Linked DNA regions of Homo sapiens: region 1 is linked to region 2. The links are chromatin loops, found by intact Hi-C in ENCODE. Cell type or tissue: ovary. All regions are shown on one strand. Links, peaks and the distances in the headings refer to the core of each region. The heading gives the core; the rest is flanking DNA.

Region 1 (4,401 bases), core at 197-4,196, 420 kb before region 2:
CATCCACTGCTCTTGGCAGAGCAAAATAACACAATCTTTTGGGAAAACAATTAGCCATGCACATCAGGAATCATAATCCAACTCCTGGAAATTTATTCAGAGGAAATACTGAGATTTAAGTGGAGAAAGAGATCTGTTTTTATAACCATGATGACATTATTTATAGTGGTTTTTAAAAACTTGATGGTAAAAACTTTTAATGCCTCTATAGATAATTTACTAAGTAAATTAAGACATATATCTAATGAAATATTTTGCAACCATTAAAATTGTAATTATGGCTACCATGAAGTAACATTAAAATGCATGTAAAATAACATCAAATTAAAAAATGCAAGAATCTACATAAAGAGTAAACATCCACATGGATAAAGATTGGAAGAACATGGAAAATGTAAATACTTCATATATAAGAGAGGTGGAATTGTTAATTTTAAAAATTATTCTCAGTATTTACTGTTATACTACTTACAGATAATAAATTACAATCTAGAGAAAAGAACACAGTGTAGCAACTTTATAATCAGTAGAAAAACCTAGTACAATGCCAAACAACTTGATGTCTTGTTATGATGAGAGAAAAAAAACCATAAAATTTGCCTCCTATACATAAAAATGGGAACACTGGACACTCAGGACTACCAGAGGTGGGAGGTAGGGAGGGAGACCCCGGTTGAAAAACAACATATCAGGTACTATACTCACTACATGGGTGATGGGATCATTCGTACATCAAACCTCAGAAACACACAATTTACCCAGTAAAAAACCTGCACGTATACCCCCTGAACCCAAAATAAAAGTTGAAAAAAAATTTGCCACCTATAACATGATTTTTTTGCAAGTATCTACTGCTTTCTGGACCAAAGAGCCTCAACCAACTTAACATATACTCAGTGATCATCTAAAGAGAATAAACGTCCAAATAGCCCTTAATGTGAAAACTGTTTACACTTAGAAGCTAATGAAAATAAAAGGAAATTAAGTTAAATGCAGCATAATAGTCACTGGAAATATGGGCTTCTCAAAATCATTGATTCTATGCACCCTCCCACCAGTGGGGAAAGGAGAAAGAGAACTAACATATTTGAGTACCAACCTGTGCTAAGAATGATGCTAGTCACTCACATCCATAGCTCATGCCAACCCAGGAAGCATGAGGACCTGCAGCAGCATCAGTAACATTCTCCAGGCAACAAGCATCAGAGTCTTGGAGTCTGGTCCTGCTTTATTCTCCGTTTCTCATGAAGAATTTCAGTGACCGTCTGCACAAGGGAAGCAAGTTAGACCCAACCTAGTGAAGTGATGGCTTTGTTTCATCAACTTACCTACATTTCCAAGTCAGAATTGGATAGTCACTTCTTTCTTTTATATTTAAACACTTCCTTTCTCTCATCTCAGATTCTTCATCATAGCCCTGAAATTCACTTATGCGGGAGCCTACAGCTGAATCTCTGTTGTGTAATGGTCCTTTATTCTAGTATTTAATCTTTTCATCTCACCTACATACCACAGTGTTATGGAACATCGGGGCAATCCCTTCTAATTGACTAGTAAGGAGGATTTCATTTCATCCCTTGGTAATCACATCCTGGGTTTATTCACCCTTCTAATAATTCTATTAGAATGTTTATAAGATGACGTGCTTTTAATTGTTTTCCTGGTCCCAAAGATCCAGAGAGCAAGTTTCTCTAATGGGCTTTGTAACATCCATCCTTTATTTTTATTGCTAATGGACTCTCCAGTAATATAAAATGACTGATGAGTGCAATCAGAGAAAAGCAGAAAAATCAATACCTGTCCAGACTGCATATTAGTTAAAAGCAGGTGAGAAGCTGAGGCTAGCAGACAATAGGATTTTTTCTGCCTCTAAGTATCAGAAAAGGGGGGGAGATTATCTCAGATGGGCTGTGAAGCTCTCTGCAAAGGAGACTACAGGATGTTGAAACAAGGGAGTGCTGAAATCACTTGGTTATTTCTTAGAAATCTGTGGGAACTGCTTCCAGTAGAGGGCAGTGGTGCACACACACGCTGACCCCAGGCACTACCAAATTAATGTTGTCTCTTGCGGGGTTTCTCTCCTCACCTTCTACATCCTGTAGTGAGTCTGGCACAATCGAATTGGAAAGCGCACCCTTGTTCAGACACGGTTATTGTTAGCAGAGCCTCAGCAGCTGCAGGTTCACATTTGATGAGCTAGATTCTACACAGCAGACATGCTAAACATGGTACATGTATCGTCTCATTTAGTCTTCATAACAACCTTATGATACAGGTATTACTATCAACATCATCATCCCCATTTATAGATAAGAAGAGGTTATCTTGCCCAAGAACACCCAAACAGTGGTTCATAGAGCTGAGATTGGAATTGGCTCTACCCCACAACCCAAGAGCCTAGCTACTGCTGCTGCTACTACTACTACTACTACTAGTACTGCTACTACTGCTACTACTGCTACTATTCAGTGGCAGGCCTTACTATCTGTTCCATTCATGTGTACCCTTCATTATCTTACTGTGTGAAATTTCCAAACAGTCAGACCCTAGGTTACTCATACTTCCACCCATTCATAGCTCACAAATAATTTTATATATTTGGCTGGATGCAGTGGCTCATGCCTGTAATCCCAGCACTCTGGGGGGCTGAGGCGGGTGGATCACCTGAGCTTAGGAGTTCGAGACCAGCCTGGTGAAACCCTGTCTCTACTAAAAACACAAAAATTAGTTGGGCATGGTGAGACGAGCCTGTAATCCCAGCTACTCAGGAGGCTGAGGCAAGAGAATTGCTTGAACCCGGGAGGTGGAGGTTACAGTGAGCCGAGATTGCACCGCTGCGCTCCAGCCTGGGTGACAGAGCGAGACTCCGTCTCAAAGAAAAAAAAAGAATTTTATATAAGTGCACAATAAGTAAATAAATTTGAATAATTCATCATTCAAAAGCCCTTTAGATGTCTTTTACTGTACTGTGATGTATAGAGTAAACTCTACGTGCTCCCTACTTTGTCTTCATTTGCAATCTAAGACAAGTAAATAGCAATGATAAAGATGAACCTGTTGAAGACATAGACAAATGAGAAAGAAACTTGAACAAATACCTAAATGGAGGAAATCTTCATATATATATATATATATATATATATATATATATATATAATTTTATACATGTAAATGGAGGAACTAAGTATTCATATATATATAATTTTATATATGTAAATGGAGGAAGTAAGTATTCATATATATATATATATCAAGGGCAAAAGGCTCAGATGTTTTTCTATGCCTGCTTCTTGAATCTTCCCAGTCTGCTACTCCCAGATTTCTTGAAACCTTTCATTCAAGTCCTGGTTAGTTACAACTTCTGATCATTGTCTCCAGGAGTTTCTGCCAGTGGCCACTCCCAGGGAGGGGGAACTTGGGTGGGTTTCTGCACCCAGCCTTTCCTCTGAAGTTTCCAGCCAACCACTAGTCTCCTACTGTCTCTCAGAGCTTACCCCACTCACCCCAGAATACTCAGCCTCATCCTGATTCCTATCAGAGGCAATGACACTGACTCCTGCCTTATCTGTAGTTGATTACCCTTGCTTGTTAAGACAGTATAAATATTTACATTTCAATGTGTCTACGTGTCATATCTTTTATCATCTTGATTACTAACAAGGGTTCATATCAATTATCTAATATAGTTCTATGGCCTTAGAAAATACCTTATGGTTAACTGAGGTCATTGTGGATAAAATTAGGATATATTTTTATAATTTAAAGAATTAGGCCAGGCGCAGTGGCTCACGCTTGTGATCCTAGCACTTTGGGAAGCCAAGGCAGGTGGATCACAAGGAGTTTGAGACCAGCCTGGCCAACATGGTGAAACCCCGTCTCTACCAAAAATAAAAAAATTAGCCAGGTGTGGTGGCACGTGCCTGTAGTCCCAGTTACTCGGGAGGCTAAGGCAGGAGACTGGCTTGAACCTGGGAGGCGGAGGTTGCAGTGAGCCGAGATCGCGCCACTGCACTCCAGCCTGGGTGACAGACCAAGACTCTGTCTCAAAAAAAAAAAAAAAAAGAATTAAAGAACACCATGCTGTAGTGACTCCTGGAAATAGTAATGGGTTTAAGAGTAGATAATTGAATGTTTGTTCTTCAAATTGGGGTTGACGGATGATTTCTAAGAGGCCCTAACTCTGTTCTAGGGGAATGTTTAATTTTGAGTTTTATTATATTTCATAAAAAAAGTAAGCATATTCTGGATTACAATTACCTGTCGAAGTAGAGCGCAGTGGTTAAGAGCTTGGTTCTGAAACAGGCTGCCTAAGTTTACATCCTGGCTTTGCCCCTTACTCGCTCTGTGACCTTGGAAATTCTCAGTACCTCAGTTTTCTCATGTGCATATGGAGTGACTTCA
Region 2 (4,401 bases), core at 109-4,108:
TTTGTATTTTTAGTAGAGACGGGTTTCACCATGTTAGCCAGGCTGGTCTCGAACTCCTGACCTCGTGATCTGCCCACCTCACCCTGCCAAGGTGCTGGGATTACAGGCTTGAGCCACTGCACCCAGCCCGTCGTTTTTTTTAAAGACCCTTTACATCCTGTGAGAACTTTCACCTCTTTCTCATTGCCAGATCAGAATGACTTACTGGGAAAGTGTGCTGTTTTTAAAAATCCTACATTAGGCAGAAACTGAAACAACAGACTGACATCAAAGGTGTCCATTTAAAGAAAGCCCCAGGCTACAGAATTCTGAGCCCTATCCTCCTCCAAAATTTATGACTCTGAAACCTAAACTGCCTTGGGTCTGCCTGGGAACCTGTACATAATTCCTATTACACACTGTAAAGCGTCCCAAATAGCTTCCAAAGATACCTTGTTTTCGTCAATGGGGTATCCAGGTTGTGGCTTTGGTTAGTTAGAAGCAACATGATGCTTTTTTTAGTCGTTCTCAGTCTTGAATTGGCCTATACTCTCAGACTTCGCCAACTCTTCCTCCTAATGGCCTCTCTCATCTGTCTATATTTCCCTTCCCAACACCACTGCCTGTATCCCGGCCACAGTGGTGCTTGCCTGGACTTCTGTGACTGGCTTGCCGCCCGTCTGGCTTGTTCCCCAAATGCAGCCAAAGGAGTCTCCCTCATACTCTCCTGCGCAACAGACTCCAGTGAGGCCCCTGGGCCAGCCTCGGCGGCGGACACGGAAGGACCTTCCCAGCCCGTCCCCTTGCTCCCTTCTCCAGTTTCACCTGTGCCCTTGCCCCAGCTGCTGCTCCTGCCACACCACACTGCATGCTATGTTCTCTCTTAGGTCTTTGCACATTTCATTTCTTCCATCTGGAACACCAGCTCCCACCCAAAACCTAACTAATCCTCCCTCAGGCTGCAGCTCATTTGTCACCTCCTCAGTTAGATGCCCTTCCGCCAGCAGCTGTACTTCCCCTGTGACATGGTTTGGCTGTGTCCCCACCCACATCTCATCTTGAATTTTAGCTCCCATAATTCCCATGTGTTGTGGGAGGGACCCGGTGGGAGATAAACTGAATCACGGGGGCGGTTTCCCCCATACTGTTCTCCTGGTAGTGAATAAGTCTCATGAGATCTGATGGTTTTATAAGGAGTTTCCCTGTTCGCTTGGCTCTCATTCTGTCTTTGCCAGCGGCCATGTAAGATGTCCCTTTGCTCTTCCTTCATCTTCCACCATGACTGAGGCCTCCCCAGCCATGTGGAACTGTGAGTCCATTAAACCTCTTTTTCTTTATAAATTACCCAGTCTCAGGTATGTCTTTATCAGCAGCATGAAAATGGACTTACACACCCTGTAAGTAAGAACCGTACTGACAGTTCTTATCATGGCTGTGTTGTGATTACCTGTTGACTTGTCTCTGTCCCAATAGCCTAGAACCTCTCAGACCAAGTACCGTTTCCTTCATATTCATTGTTTTATGCCCCCAGCACCTAAGACACAATAGAACCATGCAAAGTGGTCAGTATGCATTCGTTAAAGGGATAAGGTGATTTGTATCTTATATTGAAAAGGTGCCCACCAGTGACATCCCATATTGTGAATTCCTGTGGAGGAGAATGCCTGGTGTCATTACCTTGTTCTCAGCCTATAAACTTAATCCAGCTAAGTGCTGTAGTGTCACTGAAACTCACTGATCTGTGCCTGGGGCTGCATGCTTGTCGTCTGACGCAGTTGTTCCCATGTTACTGTGTGGCAAAGGTGAACTGAAACACCTAGGGGAAGGCAGCTAGCTGTGGAGTGTTAATAATTGCTGACAGATTTGGCAGTTCATAAAGTAATGATATCATTCAGGACAAACTAATAAATAAAATAGCCTTTATTCTGCATTAAATATAATTTGCTAAAAATGTATTCTATGTGATGAACAAACCATAAGTTCCAAATTCCCTTTTTATTGCACCTAAAAAATACACCGTTAAGATCCCGCATATATTTTTTGAGGCATTTGCTTCTCTTTGCCTTGCTCTCTTTCTGTGACTTTCCCTGCGACCCAGATATAGAAATATCTTGTGTTCTTGTGCTCCCTCTCCTGGTCTTTTCTGTCTTTCAGCCAGAGCATATTCCTAGAATTGCGCACCACCCAGGTGGGGGCCTGGGCATATGAACAAAGAAGCCAGCCAGCTCGGCAGTGCTTGTTGTAAGATCTGGGGGGGGCCAGAAACAAATTTCCTTCTTCATTGTTTGCAGTCCAGCTTGACTAAGTGAAAAAGGGCCGTACAGGTGCAGAAAAGAAACATGCCTGGTATCCTTTCTGAGAAATAAAATGTTCTTTAGAAAAACACACATACACACAAACATTATAATAAAAAACACCTGATATTATGTTTTTTTGAAGCTATGCCTCCCCGGAGATATACAAATGCATGTATAAATGTGTCCAATCTGTTCTGTTAATAGTGCTAATTACCTGATTATCTGGTCAGGTACAGTAATAAACCCCTTTGACATTCTGTTCCTTCCATATGCTAGATAAAGTGTTCTAATATCTGGTCTGTGACTGTATGCTCTGCCCGCCAAGAGTCAGGAGGTGGAAAGATCATCAAAGCCTGTCGGCGGCGCTTCACTTCGGGGCACAGAACTGGGAACAGGGCACTGCCAGGCCCTACCTTGAGGTGGCAGGACAGCACTGTCCTTACTCCTCACGAGGGTGGCCTGTACTTCACAGGGCCTCTGTTGCCCTTCACATCCTCCGAACTCTGACCCTGCCCACCTTCTTTCTCCTGTTGGAGTTGCTTTTAGACACTTTATAATTTCACCTATTTATCTAACATTCTTCTTTTTTCCCCATTTGACTTTCTGAAATGCCTTCTTTGCTAACTCTGTGGTCTTTCCTACTTTAGTGTAGAAGAGGATTTTTATTTTTTCCAAGCTGATCTAAAAGACAGTCATCCCCCAACCCCCACCATCTAAAATTCTCTTACTCTAACTTAGCAGGTTAAGGATGAACCAGTTTTGCTCACTCAACTCACCCAGCCTTCATTTCCAAGCCAGCTTGCAGTCTTTTCTCACCATCCTGCAGTTCCAGCAGGACTGGTATATGTGTCCTCTTCCATCTGTTTTGCTCCATGGTTTTCCGAGCACTGTCAGCCTCTTCCCAACAGATCGTTTCTCTTCCTGTCATGTCATTCCCTTTTATGAGCCCCATTTGAAGTTTCATTTAGGTGGGGTGGAGGGCACTGGTTTCTCAGGTAGAGAAGGGTGTTAATCCCAGGTGCATATGGCAGAGCCTTTCCTAGAAAGCATGAGGCTGCCAAGGTCAGGGTCACAATATTTGAAGGACAAAGGCTGACTCCTGTTGGTGCTGCGCTCTCTGTCCCCCACCTGCTCCCATCCAAGCGTAGTGGTAGAGTGGTGGCAGCCCACATCCGTCCCTTGTCTCTCATCTTCTGCTGCACCAGGAGTCTCAACAATGGATAGGTCAGCATCAATTATTCTCCTATTTGATTGTGATACATTGTGAGTTCCTCCAGGAATTCTTACCTTCTTAAGACTACATTTTTGCTGGGCACGGTGGCTCACACCTGTAATCCCAGCACTTTGGGAGGCCGAGATGGGCGGATCACCTCAGGTCAGGAGTTCAAGATCAGCTGACCAACATGGAGAAACCCCATCTCTACTGAAAATACAAAAAAATTAGCTGGGCGTGGTGACACATTCCTGTAATCCCAGCTACTCGGGAGGCTGAGGCAGGAGAATCGCTTGAACCCAGGAGGCGGAGGTTGCGGTGAGCCAAGATCGCACCATTGCACTCCAGCCTGGGCAACAAGAGTGAAACTCAGCCTAAAAAAAAAAAAAAAAAAAAAGACTACATTTTTAAGACACATTCTTTTTTTATTATTTTTCGAGACAGAGTCTCATTCTGTCACCCAGGCTGGAGTGCAGTGGCACAATCTCAGCTTACTGCAACCTCCGCCTCCCAGATTCAAGCAGTCTTCCTGCCTCAGCCCCCCAAGTAGCTGGGACTACAGGCATACGCCACCACACCCAGCTAATGTTTGTATTTCTAGTAGAGATGGGATTTCACCATGTTGGTCAGGCTGGTCTGGAATTCCTGACCTCAAGGGATCGGCCAGCCTCAGCCTCCCAAAGTGCTGGGATTATAGGCGTGAACCACTGTGCCCAGCCCAAGACAGATTTTTAAAACTACATTTTTTGCTTCTTTCAAGTTCACTTCAGCATCCAGCACAGTGAATGCTCAAGTAAATTTTTTGCATTGATTATTTAGTAACATTTATGCAAAATGCCTCATATGTACACAAAATACTTATGGCTTTAGCCTTTCTGTGATCTAATGATGTTTTATCAATTTAACTTTTCT

Evidence for each region. Hi-C counts contacts between places; a loop is a spot of excess contacts. Peaks named below come from ENCODE experiments on the same cell type or tissue, not always from the same donor. Only the 100,000 strongest peaks of a DNase experiment are listed, where the experiment ranks them.
Region 1: it touches region 2 in a loop (2.7-fold over the local background); 76 of 110 quality-filtered maps call a loop at or near these places.

What each region holds. Positions count from the first base shown.
Region 1 is chr6:90,391,097-90,395,497 of GRCh38, reverse strand. No RefSeq gene overlaps it. Among named protein-coding and RNA genes, the nearest start is that of MIR4464, 81 kb to the right of the region's middle. In ovary, for the core only: a CTCF peak has its summit at 2,023 (motif pointing right); a DNase peak (open chromatin) is centred at 2,017.
Region 2 is chr6:89,968,536-89,972,936 of GRCh38, reverse strand. All of the region lies in intron 6 of BACH2 (BACH transcriptional regulator 2), which reads left to right. Among named protein-coding and RNA genes, the nearest start is that of GJA10, 76 kb to the right of the region's middle. In ovary, for the core only: a CTCF peak has its summit at 2,103 (motif pointing left); a DNase peak (open chromatin) is centred at 692.